Linked DNA regions of Homo sapiens: region 1 is linked to region 2. Evidence: chromatin contacts called from ENCODE POLR2A ChIA-PET data. All regions are on one chromosome and are shown on one strand. The core of a region is the stretch at or near the end of the contact, and the rest is flanking DNA. Distances in the headings are between cores, read along the strand shown. Region 1 holds the start of NAA25 (N-alpha-acetyltransferase 25, NatB auxiliary subunit). Region 2 holds the start of PFDN5 (prefoldin subunit 5).

The links. ChIA-PET counts read pairs that join two places held with the same protein, here RNA polymerase II (POLR2A).
Region 1: POLR2A ChIA-PET joins it to region 2 with 10 read pairs in activated B cell. The contact joins the promoter of NAA25 here to the promoter of PFDN5 in region 2. POLR2A ChIA-PET finds 5 or more read pairs at or near these places in 2 of 52 experiments (WTC11 and activated B cell).

Annotation. Positions count from the first base shown.
Region 1 is chr12:112,106,195-112,111,256 of GRCh38, forward strand. NAA25 (N-alpha-acetyltransferase 25, NatB auxiliary subunit) reads right to left here and starts at 2,589. Exons shown (of 24, transcript NM_024953.4): 1 at 2,522-2,589. The coding sequence starts at 2,579. RefSeq lists an enhancer at 257-758 and silencers at 2,359-2,438, 2,459-2,538.
Region 2 is chr12:53,292,810-53,297,138 of GRCh38, forward strand. PFDN5 (prefoldin subunit 5) reads left to right here and starts at 2,733. Exons shown (of 6, transcript NM_002624.4): 1 at 2,733-2,830; 2 at 3,030-3,132; 3 at 3,435-3,466. The coding sequence starts at 2,759. It overlaps ESPL1 (extra spindle pole bodies like 1, separase), which reads left to right. Exons shown (of 31, transcript NM_012291.5): 30 at 1-161; 31 at 464-829. The coding sequence ends at 665. RefSeq lists enhancers at 2,416-2,955, 2,441-3,640.

The DNA.
Region 1 (5,062 bases), core at 1,339-3,838, about 59 Mb after region 2:
TCTGACTTCAGTTTTGAGAATATAACTTGTTAATATATCCTGATGTTTAGTGATGTGAAATGGACATGGTGTTTCCCATTAGACAGTCAAAACACTATTAATTCTAAATAACTATGGGACCAAAGAAATTCTCTTTGGTCCTCAAGAACAATTTTAAAAATCAAATTATTCTTGAAAGTATTGAGTGTTTTTAGTTTAAAAAAAAAAAAGTCTGCAGGCAGCTGCTGCACAAAGCTGTAATGAGTCACAAACTATGAACCCTGGATTCAGTTCTCACCTTCCATCACCCACCTTGTATATATATCTCTGCCCTCTGAAAATATACACTGGAGGGCAAGGGCATGAGAATATGCAGCCCCGGGGAAATAGGAAATCAGAGTCCTTTCTCTGCCACTTACCATCTGTGTGACCTCAGGCAAATCAGTGTCTTCAGCTCAAAGTGAGGTAGTTTCTAGCACAGTGGTTAAGAAGGTGAGCCTGGGCCAGGCACAGTGGCTCACACCTGTAATCCCAGCACTCTGGGAGGCTGAGGCAGGACTGCTTGAGCTCAGGAGTTTTAGACTAGACTGGGCAACATGACGAAACCCATTCTCTACAATATATACAAAAATTAGCCGGCATGGTGGCGGGCACCTGTAATCCCAGCTACTCAGGAGACTGAGGCAGGAGAATCACTTGAACCCAGGAGGCGGAGGCTGGTTGCAGTGCACTGTGATTGTGCAACTGCACTCTAGCCTGGATGACAGAATGAGACTGTCTCCAAAAAAAAAAAAAAAAAAAAAAAAAAGGTGAGCCTGGAGCCAGGCATGGTGGCTCACACCTATAATCCCAGCACTTTGGGAGGCTGAGTAGGTCAAGAGTTCAAGTCCAGCCTGGCTAACATGGTAAACTCCTGTCTCTACTAAAAACATGGAAGTTCGCTGGGCCTGGTGGCGTGCAACTGTAATCTCAGCTACTCAGGAGGCTGAGGCAGGAGAATCGCTTGAACCTGGGAGGCAGAGGGTGCAGTGAACTGAGATTGTGCCACTGTACTCCAACCTGGACGACAGAGTGAGACTCATCTCAAAAGAAAAAAAAGGTGAGCCTGAAACAGTCCACAGGGGTTCAAATTCTAGCTCCAAGAAATACTAACTGAGTGGCCTTAGACAAATTACACAACAACAATAAAGCCTCAGTTTCCTCATCTGTTTTTTTTTTTGTTGTTGTTGTTGTTAAAGGGTTCAGGGGCAGGAAAAAACAGTAGCCACCTCTTGAGAATGGGTGAAGATTATATTAGATAACCCATATAAAAGGCCAAGGCCAGTGACTGTCATAATGAGTCATCTATAAACCTTAGCTATAGGATTGTTGCTAAAATCAAATGAGATGTGAGAGTAAAAAAAAAAATCACACAAATTATGAAATAAAAGCCGGACTAACTGTGGCCAGAAACAAAGTTAACCACCGCCCCCCGCTCCCAAAACGATTCCCACCTTGGAGAGAAGCCTCCAATTTAGTAACATCCACATGAGGTCTATAAATACGATGTCTACTTTTGTAAAAACCACTGACCTTGAAGCTTCCTCACCATTAAGTGAGATAGACCAAGACCATAAAACCATCTAAGAGGAAAGGAAATGCAAAAAGGACCAATCCAATTACACATTTCGGTTATTGGAAAAGGGTTTCTCCCAAACTCAAAATCTGTGATTTTTCACTACCAGGGTAAATGGATGAGATGACATCAAGGTCTTCAAGTCTGCGGGTTGAGGTAAGAGTTGTGGAGAGGGATCTGCTTAGCACAGGGAAGGAAAGCTGCAGAGAAAACCACAGAGAAGCTGCAGAAAGGAGAAGCCCTCCAGTAGCTCTGCATGCCCCTCTGACACGAGCTATCACAATCTCTTCACCGCTATTTTAGGCCCAAGACCCCCTCCCCCCGCCTCCCACGTGTGACCAGAGTAGCTGCTTCTCCACCCAACAGCTCTGGATTGGGAGCCTGGAATCTCGGGCCTGCTCCTGACTCGATCTGGGTGACCTTGCGTCAGCCCCTTCCCCACTCCGGACCTCAGTTTCTCCTATGCACCGAAGCCCACCTAGTCAGACAACCCTCTAGGCCCAATTCCCGTAAATAAAAAAAAATCTCTGGTAGGGAATCTTCCCTCAGGCAGGGCGTCCCACCCTCGTGCCGGAGCCGGCTTCCACCTTCGGGGAGATCTCCGGTCTCCCTAGGAGCGGCGGTAACGATGCAGCCTGCGGGTAGCGCAGGTGTCTGCAGAACCACGCGTCCCACGGGGCCTGCCAAGCAGGCCAGCTCTGCCGACCAGCTGCTGCCCAGACCGCGCCACTACCACCCCAAGGCTGAGGAAGGTTGGGCCGGCGCCTACGCGAGGCCCGCGGCTGCGGCCTAGTGGCCCGCGCGGCCCGCCCCCCTGCGCCTGCCCGGCCCGCGCGCCGGCCCTCAGCACCCCTCCTGGGCTTTCGCCCCAGCCTCGGCAGCCCTCGGCGCGTCGGGCTGGCGAGCGGGCTGGTCCAAGACACTCACCGTAAATGGGCCGGAGGCGCCTGTCGTTAGGGTCCTGCACATGGCCCCGCGTCGCCATGATGACAAGCGCAGAACCACAGTGCGCACGCGCGGGGCAGGACCCCGGGAAAGGGCTATTAAAGGGCCAGCGTCGATCTCGCTTGTCTATCACGATAGTCGCGGTGCTGCGACTGAACGCGCCTGCGCGGAAAGGGAAGCATCCACCCTTGCCGATTGCCACCTCTTTAAACGCTGTTCCTTCACTTAGCAGGTGGGATCAAGCTGGCAAGAGGAGGCAGCTGTTGCTGTTAAAGTCTTCCGAGTCACTGACTGGGAAGTTAGGAGAGGAGGGGAGAAAGCTCTCAAAGTTAGGGTTCGGCTGCTCCTGTTTATCCTATTTATTCTCCGTCCTGAAGAACCAGCTAGACTTGGCTGTGATTAATCGCAGAGGAACCAGAAACTCCCGGGGGAGAGAGACCCAGGGGAAAGTTGGGGAAGCGGGGCTGATCAACAGCAAAAATCTGCCAAAAAAGTTCGAGAGAGCCGGGCGCTGTGGCTCAGCCTGTAATCCCAGCACTTTGGGAGGCCGAGGCGGGCGGATCACAAGGTCAGGAGATCGAGACCATCCTGGCTAACACGGTGAAACCCCATCTCTACTAAAAATACAAAAAAAGTTAGCGGGGCGTAGTGGCGGGCGCCTGTAGTCCCAGCTACTCATGAGGCTGAGGCAGGAGAATGGCGTGAACCCAGGAGGCGGAGCTTGCAGTAAGCCGAGATCGCGCCACTGCACCCCAGCCTGGGCGACAGAGCGAGACTCCATCTCAAAAAAAAAAAAAAAAAAAGAAAAAAGTTCGAGAGCCCTCCACCACCTGTTCCTGGACCAAACTGAGCGTCAGGCTGCTGTTTCTCCTGGTTCAGTAAGGAGATGCAGATGAACTGGAGAGGAAGCGAGTTTTTATTTCTGCAACCAGTTACAGGGAGAAGGCCTGGAAATTATCACCAGACCAACTTAAAATTACAAAGCTTTCCAGAGCTTATATACCTTCTAAGCTATATGTCTACGTGTAAATGTGCATTCATCTAAAGACATAAGTGATTAACTCGCCGGGCGCGGTGGCTCATGCCTGTAATCCCAGCACTTTGGGAGGCCAAGGCGGGCGGATCACGAGGTCAGGAGATCGAGACCACGGTGAAACCCCATCTCTACTAAAAATACAAAAAATTAGCTGGGCGCAGTGACAGGCGCCTGTAGTCCCAGCTACTAGGGAGGCTGAGGCAGGAGAATGGCGTGAACCCGGAAGGCGGAGCTTGCAGTGAGCCGAGATCCCGGCACTGCACTCCAGCCTGGGCGAGGGAGGCTCCGTCTCAAAAAAAAAAAAATAATAATAATAATAATTGATTAACTCACTTTAGTCTATAACTAAGGTTTGAGTCCTGAAGACTTTCCTTTGAAGCCTCAGTAAATTTACTTAATCTAAATGGCAATAGGTGCTGGGGTGATTATCCTTATCTTGCCTCCTACTAAATCACGGAGGTTTGGGGAGTTACTTCAGACCCCCAATAAAATTTGTTTAATCCTAAATGGGTCCTGTTAGGAATTCTTTCGTTATTTTGTCATGCTTTAAGGCCAAGGAAAGGCCTAGGCAAAACTCTTGGTGGGCTTTTGTTACATTCCATCCTTTGTATAAGGGCACTGGCTTTTTTTTTTTAGCTTTTAATATGTAACTTAACCACTCAGTTAGTACTGAAACAGTTGTTATGGAGGCCTGTGTTAGTGAGACCTGGCCTGCCACACACCCTTCTCCCAGGACTCAGCCAACAAAGAAGCATCCTAGATGAATACTTACTCGGTATCTGCCTAGAGTATTTAAATGCAAGGTCTTTACATTTATTCTCTCATTTAATTTTCATAACTGTCATCGTATTTCCCTGGGAGGTAGATCTTATTATTACCTCTCTTTTTACAGATAGATTTATTCGTACAACACTGAGTTATTGAGTGCCTATTATTTGACACACTCTTGTTTTAGGCACAGAGGATACATCAATAAATAAAATAGACAGAGACTTAATGGAGTTTTTATTTGTAGTGAGGGAGACAGACAATAAATAAGTAGATAGCCTATTACATGGTGATAAATGCTACTGAGAAAAATAAAGCAGGAAAGGGGGGCAGTGAGAGAGGGAGGTAATTTTAAATAGTGTGGTAAGGCTGGCTTGGTGGCTCACCCCTGTAATCCCACCACTTTGGCAGGCCAAAGTGGGTGGATCACATGAGGTCAGGGGTTCAAGACAAGCCTGGCCAACATGATAAAACCCCTTCTCTGCTAAAAATACAAATATTAGCTGGGTGTGGTAGTGTGAGCCTGTAACCCCGGCTACTCAGGAGGCTGAGGCAGGAGAATCGCTTGAACCCGGTAGGCAAAGGTTGCAGTGAGCCAAGATCGTGCCATTGCACTCCAGCATGGGCAACAGAGCAAGACTCTTGCATAAATAAATAAATAGGCCGGGTGCAGTGGGTCGTGCCTGTAATCTCAGCACTTTGTGAGGCCGAGGCGGGTG
Region 2 (4,329 bases), core at 1,483-3,982:
GCAGGGCATGGGGCTGGTGCCCGCTTCCTTGATGGGCAGGCTGTCCTGCGGCTGAGCTGTCGGGCAGTGGCCCTGCTGTTTGGCTGTAGCAGTGCGGCCCTGGCTGTGCGTGGAAACCTGGAGGGGGCTGGCATCGTGCTCAAGTACATCATGGCTGGTTGGTGAGTCTCCAAGGGCAAGACCCATCCTAGGGCATTAGGACTCCTGCCCTCACCCCAGGTTCTTTCCCAGGTCTGAATCTTGCCTCTCTTGTGCCCCATTTTCCTCCTATCCTAGTTAGTTCCCTGGCATGCCTGGACCATTAACCCTTAGCTCCCTTCTGTTCTTCTCTTGTAACCAAGGGCCAAAGGAGTTTCTCATTGGTTCAATCCTCTCCACTCACCCACCCCCACCACCAATGGTGTTTTCCTATGTATTCTGTTTTAGAGCCCTTACTTTGTATTTCCTCCTTTTCTTTTCCCAGCCCCTTGTTTCTGGGTAATCTCTGGGATGTGACTGACCGCGACATTGACCGCTACACGGAAGCTCTGCTGCAAGGCTGGCTTGGAGCAGGCCCAGGGGCCCCCCTTCTCTACTATGTAAACCAGGCCCGCCAAGCTCCCCGACTCAAGTATCTTATTGGGGCTGCACCTATAGCCTATGGCTTGCCTGTCTCTCTGCGGTAACCCCATGGAGCTGTCTTATTGATGCTAGAAGCCTCATAACTGTTCTACCTCCAAGGTTAGATTTAATCCTTAGGATAACTCTTTTAAAGTGATTTTCCCCAGTGTTTTATATGAAACATTTCCTTTTGATTTAACCTCAGTATAATAAAGATACATCATTTAAACCCTGTTTTGCGTAGTTTATCTGAGAACATTTAAAGACACGGCATGACTGCCCCCTTCCTACTATGTGGTACTGTAAGCTGACAGGAACAGGTTACAGCAGATCAAGTTTGAGTGCTTGGGGAAGAAAGGCAAAGACACAGGACAAAGCCTGCTGGGCCTGGCTGGGCCTCAGCAGACAAATCTGGAGGAGAAAGGGGCATCAAAATGCTAAGTAGAGACAGGCCCAAGGAAGGGTAGTGATAGACCCTTTGAGAGTGTTTTGGCCAGGTACCATCCGTCCGTCCTGTCTTCCTGCCGCAGGTATCTTTGGAGTGGCACTAGTGTTTTGTTTTTTGTTTTTGTTTTTTTTTGAGACAGAGTCTTGCTCTGTTGCCCATGCTGGAGTGCAGTGGCGCAATCTCGGCTCACTGCAACCTCTGCCTGCTGGGTTCAAGCGATTCTCCTGCCTCAGCCTCCTGAGTAGCTGGAACTACAGGCACATGCCGCCACGTCCCACTAATTTTTGCATTTTTAGTAGAGACAGGGTTTCACCATATTGGCCAGGCTGGTCTCGAACTCCTGACCTTGTGATCCACCCTCCTCAGCCTCCCAAAGTGCTGGGATTACAGGCGTGAGCCACCGCGCCCAGCCATGGCACTAGTTTTAATGCCTCAGTTGCCCTGCCTGCCTCCTAAGTAGATGTTAAAGGCTACTGCTGTCTGCCCATGTACACCTGTTACACTTACCAATGTGTAACTTTAGCAGTAGAGTCTGTGGATCTGTGGAGTTCTAGTGTGGTTTTTCTCTCCAATTGTTAAGCTCAAGGGAAGCAAGTATCTTACACTCTCACGTATCCCTCACATACAGCACATGGTAAAACCTTTTTTTTTTTGAGACAGAGTCTAGCTCTGTTGCTAGTGTGCACAATCACAGCCTACTGCAGCCTCAACTCTCCAGCTCAAGCGATCCTCCCACCTCAGCCTCCCATGTAGCTGGGACTACAGGCGTGTGCCACCAGCCCGGCTAATTTTTGTATTTTTTGTGGAGACGGGGTGTCGCCGTGTTGCCCAAGCTGGTCTCAAACTCCTGGGCTCAAGCAATCTGTCCTTCTCGGCCTCCCAAAGTGCTGGGATTGCAGGCGTGAGCCACCATGCCCGGCCAAAATATTTTATTGATTAATTTGTGCTGTACTTGGTTGACAATGGCGCTTCCTTGCTGTTCTCCCACCACCTCACTGGCAACGGGTGATAAACCCTTTTTCAGATCCTACTACGTGTCAGCCTACTTCCGGCTGGGGGAAGATGGTTATAGCGAGAGGGGAAGAATTGGTTCAGTGATGAGAACATGGTTGGTTCCTGCCTTCGACAAGCTTTCAATCTAATGCCTGTTTTTTTCCAAGGACAATTCAGAACGGTCTGACAAGGGATTTTTTTTTTTTTCCTGCCTTTCGGCCTCAGAGGCCATCTGGGAAAAAGAGTTTAGAATTTCCCTGCCATTTCCATGCCGTGCTGGGAGGAACATTTGAAATCGGGCCTGGCGGGGTACCAGCAGGCAGCAATAGCAAGCGGGGTGGAGAGGAGCAGGGCCAGGCCCCCGAGCCGTCGCCATGGCAATCCAGCCTGCTTTCCAGTAGCTTATACCACCCACGTGGAGTAGCATACACTACTTTGTAATATCGTGGTTGTGTCGTGAGAACTTTAAGATTTTGCAGTTCCTTGTAGGCAGGAGTCCTGTTTGCTGCTACTTTACAATACTAGGCTTAAGACATTTTATGAAATGAACTCACACAACAGTCTCTGAGAGGCTCAAGCCCCTCCTTCCCTTCCGGGACGGAGGATCATAGAGCTGTCTGGCGCAGCGAGGCCTCCCGGCGCCACCGAGACGCGCAGAGGACGGCTAGAGCGTTGCTCGCCGAGAGACTTCCTCTTCGTTAAGTCGGCCTTCCCAACATGGCGCAGTCTATTAACATCACGGAGCTGAATCTGCCGCAGCTAGAAATGCTCAAGAACCAGCTGGACCAGGTGGGGACGGGCCCCAGAGGCACCTCTTTCCTGCTCTACATCCCCCTTGCCCACGCGTACTTCTCGCGCCCGGTTCCAAGTTGGCAGCCTACCTTTCCCAGGCGAAACCTCTATCCGATCCCAGGACCTGCCCCCTCCCCGGCCGCGCTCCTTTCTCCCCTTAGTCCTCTCATTGACCCGCTATCCCGGTCCTCTGTAGGAAGTGGAGTTCTTGTCCACGTCCATTGCTCAGCTCAAAGTGGTACAGACCAAGTATGTGGAAGCCAAGGACTGTCTGAACGTGCTGAACAAGAGCAACGAGGGTATGGGGTAGGCGGGTGAGGGTAACCTAAAGTGGCGAACCTGCTTCTCTCGTCCCACCTCCTAACCCAGTTTTTCTTACCTGAAACGAGAAAATCCATTACATATCGTATACCGCTTCATGAACCCTTTGCATGTTGCCTGCCTAGAATTGAAAAGTACAGGACATTCCTCTGCTCCTATTGCCCCTGTTTCCGTTCTTTTCACACTGTCTGTGGGTGCTGTGCCCTGTTGGAACTCTCTTTAACGTCTTACGTTGGAGCCGCTAACCTTCCCCAGGTGTTTGTCTTCATTGCTTTCACAGGGAAAGAATTACTCGTCCCACTGACGAGTTCTGTATCCTTTCCACAGGAACGGCTACCTGCTGCCTTCTCCCTTTCTCCTTCACTCCCCCAAAAAGCGGGGAGGGGGATTGTTTTGATTACTTCAGATTACCCTCTCCTCACAATGATTTTGAGGATACCCTTTTTTTTTTTCTTTCTTTTTTGAGACGGAATTTCGCTCTGTCGCCCAGGCTGGAGCGCAATGGTGAGATCTTGGCTTACTGCAACCTCCGCCTCCCGAGTTCAAGAGATTCTTCTGCCTCAGTCTCCCGAGTAGCTGGGACTTTAGGTACGCGCCACCACGACCGGCTAATTTTTGTATTAATAGTAGAGTTGGGGGTTTCACCATATTGGCCAGGCTAGTCTCGAACTCCTGACCTCGTGATCCGCCTGCCTCGGCCTCCCAAAGTGCTAGGATTACATTACAGGCGTGAGCCACTGCCCCCGGCCAAGAATACTCTTATTACACACTTTGTAGCTCTTTTATCTGACTTCACACCAACATCCAGCTAATGTCTTGTGAACACCAAGGAGTATGTATAGTTGAGATGTAATATTTCCCTTTGCTGTTTGAGAACATTAATATGGAGATAAAGCTGGTGGTTTACACTTTGCTAATATCTTAGAAGATACAGGCAATAGACAAAAATAGGAGGATATAGAAACAGGGAGCTTGGCTCTGTTAATCTTCAACTTCAGCTTAATTGTGGCTCATTTCTAAACTGTCACTAAGAAACCTGGATTGTGTTCACTTGTTCAGTGTTTTATTTGAATGAGCAAGTTATGGCAGTAGGGCATCTTTAATCTGTAGTCTCAGAACTGACAGGCTAAAAGGAACACAGGAATAGTAGTGTGTAGTAGGGAATGGTTTAAAAA